Linked DNA regions of Mus musculus: all the other regions are linked to region 1. A link is a loop called in an ENCODE intact Hi-C map of the cell type or tissue named here. Cell type or tissue: heart. All regions are shown on one strand.

Region 1 (2,500 bases):
CCTAGATTATCTGCAGGGGGATTTGAAAGACACTTGTGGCTTACTTGAGAAGCTTCATTTAGCATTGAACATTCTGTTCCTGGTGACAGCGCAGTGGGAATTCCCACTCCAACAACCCATGAAATGTTACTGCATAATTATTCACCTTCTGAGGCCCATTAGAACTTATCAGCAGAGAAAGAAATTTAATTTAAACTCACCCCTCTGTGCCACAGAATAGCAGGGACATGAGATCAAAGCACAAAGCTCTGTCCTTCAGTGGTTTGCAACACCTAGGCACAATAGGGTGAGAGAACGATGCATTCCAGAGCTTCCTGGCTTTCCGGACCGGAGGGGGGTGGGAGTGGGCTTGCGTCACCAGCTGGTTTCAAGGAAGAGACTGGTGCTCTGAAGGGGGAGTTGTCAATTATGTTCTAAAGCTGCGGGTGGCCACATTACTTGTACCCGCCGCTGCAAATCACTTTGCTTTACTTGTGATGGGCACTCTACACACCAAATAAAGTGTATTTTATTTCTTTCCTTCCCCCGCTATAGGTAGGGAGTCGATGGAAATAAGAATTTTTAACTACAGAAGTAACTATGAGAGCCCTGTTTTGCACAAGTGTGCATCCCATAGTGCTTCTCTGTTATTGCTTAAGAAGAGTTTCCACAAAGCCTCAGTCTGAGGGTGCCTCATACCAATACAGAATGGTCCACAGGCGCCATTAATAATCTTCAAGTTTGACCCTTGGCCAATCTCAAGGGTAAAAAGTAGATCCAAGTTAACACAAACACCCACAGGTCTGTGTCTACAAAAGTCCATGATGGGAAAAGTTTTGCCAAATGCGGGCTCTTTTCCTCAGACAGTCTGCATGCTACAGGCACATTCTCCAAATGAGGTACTCTTCCCAAATGGTTGATCTTTCTCCTGGGTCTCTTAAAATATCACCAAGATTTGGTCTGGAGAAGATTGCTAGGGTGCCCTGGTATCAAATGGGCCAAAGAATAGAGTGGAGAGCAGAGAGAATGAAAGTAATAATAATAATAATAATAATAATAATAATAATAATAATAATAATAATAAAGAGGTGGGTTTTAGGTACAAGGCTTTAAGAAAGGTTTATTTCTGCTCACGGTACCATGAGTCTGTACCTTCCTACCAACTCTCTTTTCTGCTAGGTGGCTAAACTGATTCCTAAATCTAAAAACAAACAGGCAGACAAACACAAACAAACAAAAAACCTCCGCAAGCTTTCTCTGTCAGCCAGACTCAGTGGCAAGACGGCTTAGGGGAGAGGGATGCTGAGCCCAAGGTCAGGCTGGAGAGCAGCGGGCTCGGGACTCTGCAGCGCGGTCGCGGGGCACAGGGTGGCGCTCGCTGTCCGCGCAGAAGGTGCAGGCGACTGCCTAGCCTTTGTGTGCGCCGGGAGCCCAGAGAGTCCCAACACAATCGCCACGGACACCCCAGGCTTCCACCGCTACCCGGGAGCAGCCGGCGCCGGTGCAGCTTAGCAGCTGGAAGCTTTTCTGGGACGGCTGGGGATCTTCCCAAGGGCTGCCTGCATATAAAGAACGCCAAGCCGAACGGGATGGGTTGGGGTAATAGGGGCGGCAGCGGAGAATGGCTAGGAACTCTTCCCCGGCTTCCCTGGTTGTTTCCAGAGGACCGGGAAAACTTGAGGGGGGGCGGGGCGGAGAACTCAGCAGAGCAGGCTCACTTCCAGTGAGCCTTCAGTAGAACTTAAGGCCAGAGCAGTCAAATTGGGGAGTGGATTGCAAACAAGAACCCAACTAGAAGAGCTTTAAAAGATAAGGGACTGTTTTGTAGCGAACGCATTATGCCCCAATGCCCTCCCCAAGCCCTCCTCTGTTCCCAGGGTTCTAAGAGTCCGGACTTTGCTCAGGAATCAAAGCCAATGTAGAAACCTGCTTCTCTGCTGCCAAGAGACCCCACAGAAATTAAATTAAATTAAATTAAACACGCGTCCAGGGACTAAAATAAAATACTCTTTTCCTCCCACCAGCAGCAGCGAATCAACGTTCAGCTCCCAGGGAGAGACTACAAGGTGGCCGCGCGCTCTTCCCCAGGAACCAGGGGCTAGAGTCCAGGACACCCAGGGATTACTGGCTTTCCCTTGATCCGGAAGCAGGAAATAGGGGCACAAGCAAGCATCTTGGTTTTTTTAAGTAACAGCAACCATTGTACTGAGCAAAATGATTTGGAAGACAGCACTCGGAGAGGTGCCGAATGAATCTCAAGAGTACAGCATTGCTCTCTTACACATCTCCTCTCCAAAGTCTCCAAAATCCGTCGTAGAATTTTAAGGCTACTTTGGAAAAGAAGCGCGCGGAGGAGCAGGGTACCCGAACCTGTAGTTATTTTAGTAAAATTAAGGAATAAATAGAAATGCCAGCTTAGACACAAACATTAAAGGGGGTGGGGGGCAGAAAAAGTTAAAAACATACTTATTCAAAAATATTGGAATCAAATCAGTACCTCATTTATAAGAAAAACAAATGA
Region 2 (2,500 bases), 400 kb after region 1:
CATTATTTATGCACTTAGATGCAGTGTATTGTAACGATTCATATCTATTATAGATTTAGTAAGACACGAAGGCATAAGTGGATTTAATCAGACATGTAATTATTTTTATGCCTCCAACTCAAAAATATGCGTAAATAAATTTATGGTTATTTGGCAATCAGTGAGAATGGTCTTTATAAATGTTGAAACAGCTGCTGGCAAACATATTTGCAAAAGAAAGAGGATGGTTCTTATCTTCCAACCAGCAAGCGATAAAGGGATGAGTTAGCTGGGAATGCACTGTCCTAGCTGTTAAATATTTGTTTCATCATCTTCAATATTACACAAACATGCATTCAACATAAGGAAACCTGGCATTTCTTTCCCTTTGTGGGAAAGGAGCTCATTTTCTCAGAGGAGCACATTTTCTCAGAGGAGAACCTTGGAGCACACCTATACGTTACAATGCTCTTATTTTCTAGTTCTGAGTAGCTGCTGTCATGCTGTTTGACTTCCACATTCCCGTTTATTCTGTCATTGGTGGTATCGTTCCGGATCTTGAGATGGAACATTCTCATTTGAAATAATGGGCTACGATGGCGTGCGCACTTCTGTCAAATATGTTGATTCTGGCGTCTGTTAGGGTTGCTGCTCTGACTTTCACAGTGGCTTTAAGACATTTGTAAAACTTTGCCGGGAAGGATAGTAACTGGCAATCTTCGAGTTAGCTGGTTATGATTACTTCTCTGTGTTGAAACATCTAATAAATTATGCATCTAAAAATGTAGATCTTGGACAAATACTCTGAGAAAAATCTAATTTTCTTGAAATATATCTTTTTTCATTCTCTCAAGTTTTCAGCTGAAATTTTGTGCTTTGGACTGTTGAGAAATTAATAGCATCGGCATCTGGTATCTTCTCTCTAACCTTCAGCAGAGAAAAAGCTTCTCAGAGCTCTCCTAATGTGTCAATTAGGACCTAGGCAGATTACTTCACGAGGAATTATGTATTTCATTTGTCTAGTATCAGGTATAAAAGAGTATAATATATTAAAGTAGGACACAACCAGGCACACTCGCGCGCTCAGGACTGGGATAGGCCATGTAAATAAAGCTGTCGCCCTGGCTTCCCAAGGTGAAGACTGTATCAGCCTGCGTTCTATGCTTATGATCATTTCCAATACTATCCGGTTGGGGTTAGTTAGCAGCCTTAGATGTCACGGTCACCCGACTTTTGTAAAATCATGGGGTTTCCTTTCATTCACGTATGTTGTTTCAGTGATCAGTAGTATTTCCAATAAATCATACACTAGCCAGTTGAAAGAGCTTCTGCCTGGTATGGGGGGGAAAAACCCTGCAAACGCGGCTAACTGATGCTTCGCCCGCTGCCCAGCTCGGCCGTGAGAGAAGCCGGGATCCTTGGAAAACCGCAGAGCGCCCTCTGTTGATGAAAAAGGCAACGCGCAGCGCGGGAGCGGACCCCAACCCTGTGGATCTGAAGCCACAACGCCGCGGTCGAAGAGTCCCATTTCTGACGTGGGAGAAAAAAATCCCGTTTAAAACTATAAGAATATTGATTTTTCTGGACACAGAAAGCACATATGACTGCAAGCTCCAAGAGAATGGTAGCATGGTAAGTATTTAAGTAGATACACGCACAAACATGCTCGTCTTTCAGTCTCTACTTGCCTAAAGCATTGGGTAAGGAGGCTTCTTTTCCTTCGATGGACACTCTACACGGGTTTGTTTCTATTCGTATTATTTGGGAACTGCCAGAAAACATGGCGTGAGCAATGATGCTAAATAGGTAGAGTCTACATTTCTTTTTCTTTCTTTCTTTTTTTTTTTAATGAAAGACTATAACTAAACCTCCTTTGAAAACACACACACACACACACACACACACACACACACACACACACAGCTACATCCCTTGACCTCCAAGAAGGAAAGACCAGAAAACAAAACCGCCACAACTGTTGACTTTTGCTGACTTTGGCTTAGTTTGTGTTTTATCACTTTCCAACTAAGTTCCAGCAAGCCTTTATAAAATAGTATACTGGGGTACAAAATTTTATTCGTGTGTGTGTGTGTGTGTGTGTGTGTGCGCGCGCGCACACGAAATTTAAAAGCAGTAATTCTATGATAAGAACTCTTCCGTTCTGTATTTCCATTTACTTCCTATTGGGTTGGGGAAGAAAATTAGTCTCACAGAAGTAACATCTTTACATTTTAAGGTCACTGCATATGCTAATTAGTTTTAAAAGCATAGTTGTTTTAGGATACCTTGTTCTGCCCAGCTTTTAGGTAGCAATTGAAAACGTTGCGTTCTTGACTTCCAGTTGTTGGGTGTTACAAACGTTTCTGAAAGACTGTATTCGGGAACTTGTTCAGACATACTGATGGCACAGGTGCTTATTAACCTAAAGCTGAGTATTTACAGCCACAGAATTAACTTGAGTTTGTGATTTGATTGCAATCTTTAATTCCTTTGTCTTAAAAGAAGACTTCTCTTTCTTGTA
Region 3 (2,500 bases), 550 kb after region 1:
ACTGGATCGGGGCGGTGCTTGAGGTGAGACTGTGTATCTATAATATAGCAAGCACTTCTGAGCTTTCTAAGATCTAGTGAATTGGGATGTGTATGGGAGGAGATTACTATAGTATCTTCAGCTCATAAAATGGAGTAGGCAACATTGTAATTTACTCCAGCTTCTTTACTTTACTGCTACAGCTTTGTCATCACCCTAAATACTTGAGCAAGGAAACACTAGTAAAGTACAGAACCAGACTCCTCACTCACTCTTACAATATGTCAGACCTCAGGCACCAGACAAAAACACCCAAAGCTGAATGTGGGGTCCACGTCAATAAATGTGGAACGCTTTAAGCCTAGTGTGTAATGGTGTCCTGTCCCAAGGTTCTTTTTAGGGACTTATTTCCAGCTTTGGTACACTTCATCAGTCGCTCATATGGTCGGTCCCTGGTATCTTGATTTCATGTCTTTGGAGAGAAGCTAGGGGCCGGTTCAGGAGCATTTGACAAAGTGCTTTGCGCAGCTAGCTGTGAATTCCACTTGCCTAGAAGCTTACGCTAAAACCATGACCAGAGCTGACCCACATGCAGCCAGGCTTTCCTTTGCCCGGACAACCTTGTGAGACCTCTAGGAGCGAGAAGCGCGCCAAGAACGCAGACTCTAAGGCGCACTCGTGGCCACCCTAGAAGACAAGTCACTAATCTGCACCAGCAGCCAGCCAGAGATACGACAAATAAAATGGAAGCTCCTGCTCGGTGGGAACACAGGCCTCGCGCTGAGACCGGAGGCCCCGGCAAGCTAGGTGAGCAAAGAAAGCAGGGCGAAGGGGATGTACCCCAAGTCAGCTTCATTCAAACCCCGAGGACACCAGACCCCGCCTCCCAACACCTCGGTCCGCTCAATCGCCGCGCGCTCCGGGTGTGAGCTCGCCCCGCGGGGAGCGGCTTTCAGCTGAGGGGGCGGTGGCAGAGGCGGTTCGGGCAGCCCCACTCGGCCGATAGGCCCAGGCAAACAACACCCATTTCTCCCTCCCCCCCGCGCGGGGTTCAACTCCCACTCGGCCCCGGCCACGCCCTGCTGCCACCGCCCCCTCGGGCAGCTCTAGGCTCCGCAGCCAGGCCGCGTTCGGGGGCGGGAGGAAGGCGGTGCCTCAATCGGAATAGCCGTCAAAAACTACGAGGCCCGAAAGCCTTTGCGGGAGAGGCCCGCCCGCCTCCTCCCACGACTCACTGTGCGTCAGCGGCCTCATCCAATGAGAGCCGAGCCAGGGAAAAAGGGCGCCCGGGTCCGGATGCGCCTTAGGAAAAGCCATGCTCACGCCGAGGGGGCAGCTGGCAGTCCACTCAGACCACGGGATCGCAGGGAGCTCACGCTTCCCCGCGCTCGCCCCGCTCCTCTCCCTTAAGCCTAGCTCCATGTCTTCCTTCCGCGGCCCCTCGCAGGATGCTGCGGCGCGCTTTTGAGTGGAGGGCGCCGGGAACTGAGTAGGGGGCGGGATATCCTGAGACAACAAGTTTGGCTGTATGGAGGGCCTGCCGGCAGCAAACCGCAGCTAGCTCACCGAGAGGGCACGCTCCGCGGGCCGGGAAGGCAGAAGCCGAACAGCAGCGAGCACCAGCCGGGCAAAGGGGAGGAGAAAGGGCGGCCCCAGCGCCCCGGCCCCGGCAGGTCGGCGGCCAATCCGCTGGGGGAAGGGGTGGAGAGTCGGCGGCGCCGGCGGAGGCAGGCCGAGGGGGGTGGGGAGTCGCCGCGCTCGCGCCGCCCTGGCTCCGCCCCCCGGCCCGCGCCGCCGCCCTCGCCGCGCGCCGCCGCTGTCAATCAAGGGCGAGTCAGCCGGGCTCGGGCGGAGAGAGGAGCTGCTACGCCACAGCCCAGCGGCGGCCATTCGCGGAAAAAGAGGCAGAGCCTGTGCCAGCTACAGCCTCCTCCGAGCCACCGCGGGCGGGCGGGACCGGCCTCTCCTCCCGCCTCGCCCCCACCCCCACCCACCTCTATCCCAGTGTCTCTGAGAGGGTTTGTCCTGTTAATGCGGGATGAGCGGTACGTATTCTCCACCCCCCTCGGTCTCCTTCACCGCCTCCCTTCGTCCCTCCCTCCCCAGACCCTGCTCGCTTCCCCCTCCCCCGGGGCCGCCGAGATGCTGGAAGGGGAGGAGGAGAGGGCGGGAGGGAACCAGGGGGAGGGAAGGAGGGCTGTGTTTTGTCTTAATGTCTGAGCTAGAACAACCTCCTTCTGGGTGTTGCTCTGGAGCCTATGGGTCGGGTTTCAAACCACGTTTCGTGAGAGCCCCCTCCTCCCTACCCTCCTTCTCCCCCACCCCCTGCCGGTGTGCACGGATCGCGGGTTTACGGAGATTAATGTTCAAGAGGAGGGAGGGGGAAGAAGGGAGGAGAACGAATAATAATAATCCTAATAACCTGTTGTCGTGTGTGTTGGTGGTGGTGGGGGGTTGTTGCAGATCAGAAGAAGGAGGAGGAGGAGGAGGCGGCAGCGGCGATGGCTACAGAAGGAGGGAA

Evidence for each region. Peaks named below come from ENCODE experiments on the same cell type or tissue, not always from the same donor. Only the 100,000 strongest peaks of a DNase experiment are listed, where the experiment ranks them.
Region 2: a loop joins it to region 1, with 13 times the contacts of the local background. A loop is called at or near these places in 32 of 42 quality-filtered maps.
Region 3: a loop joins it to region 1, with 4 times the contacts of the local background. A loop is called at or near these places in 10 of 42 quality-filtered maps.

Annotation. Positions count from the first base shown.
Region 1 is chr12:118,854,172-118,856,671 of GRCm38, reverse strand. No RefSeq gene overlaps it. Among named protein-coding and RNA genes, the nearest start is that of Sp8, 8.2 kb to the right of the region's middle. In heart, a CTCF peak has its summit at 1,342; no DNase peak of the experiment used is centred here; H3K4me3 peaks cover 1,221 bases; H3K27ac peaks cover 565 bases; H3K27me3 peaks cover 958 bases.
Region 2 is chr12:118,456,862-118,459,361 of GRCm38, reverse strand. No RefSeq gene overlaps it. Among named protein-coding and RNA genes, the nearest start is that of Gm25577, 47 kb to the left of the region's middle. In heart, a CTCF peak has its summit at 1,430 (motif pointing left); no DNase peak of the experiment used is centred here; H3K4me3 peaks cover 685 bases; H3K27me3 peaks cover 1,478 bases.
Region 3 is chr12:118,300,751-118,303,250 of GRCm38, reverse strand. Sp4 (trans-acting transcription factor 4) reads left to right here and starts at 1,811. Exons shown (of 6, transcript NM_009239.4): 1 at 1,811-2,024; 2 at 2,443-2,500. The coding sequence starts at 2,018. In heart, CTCF peaks have their summits at 1,083 and 1,873; DNase peaks (open chromatin) are centred at 1,100 and 1,920; H3K4me3 peaks cover 2,500 bases; H3K27ac peaks cover 2,488 bases.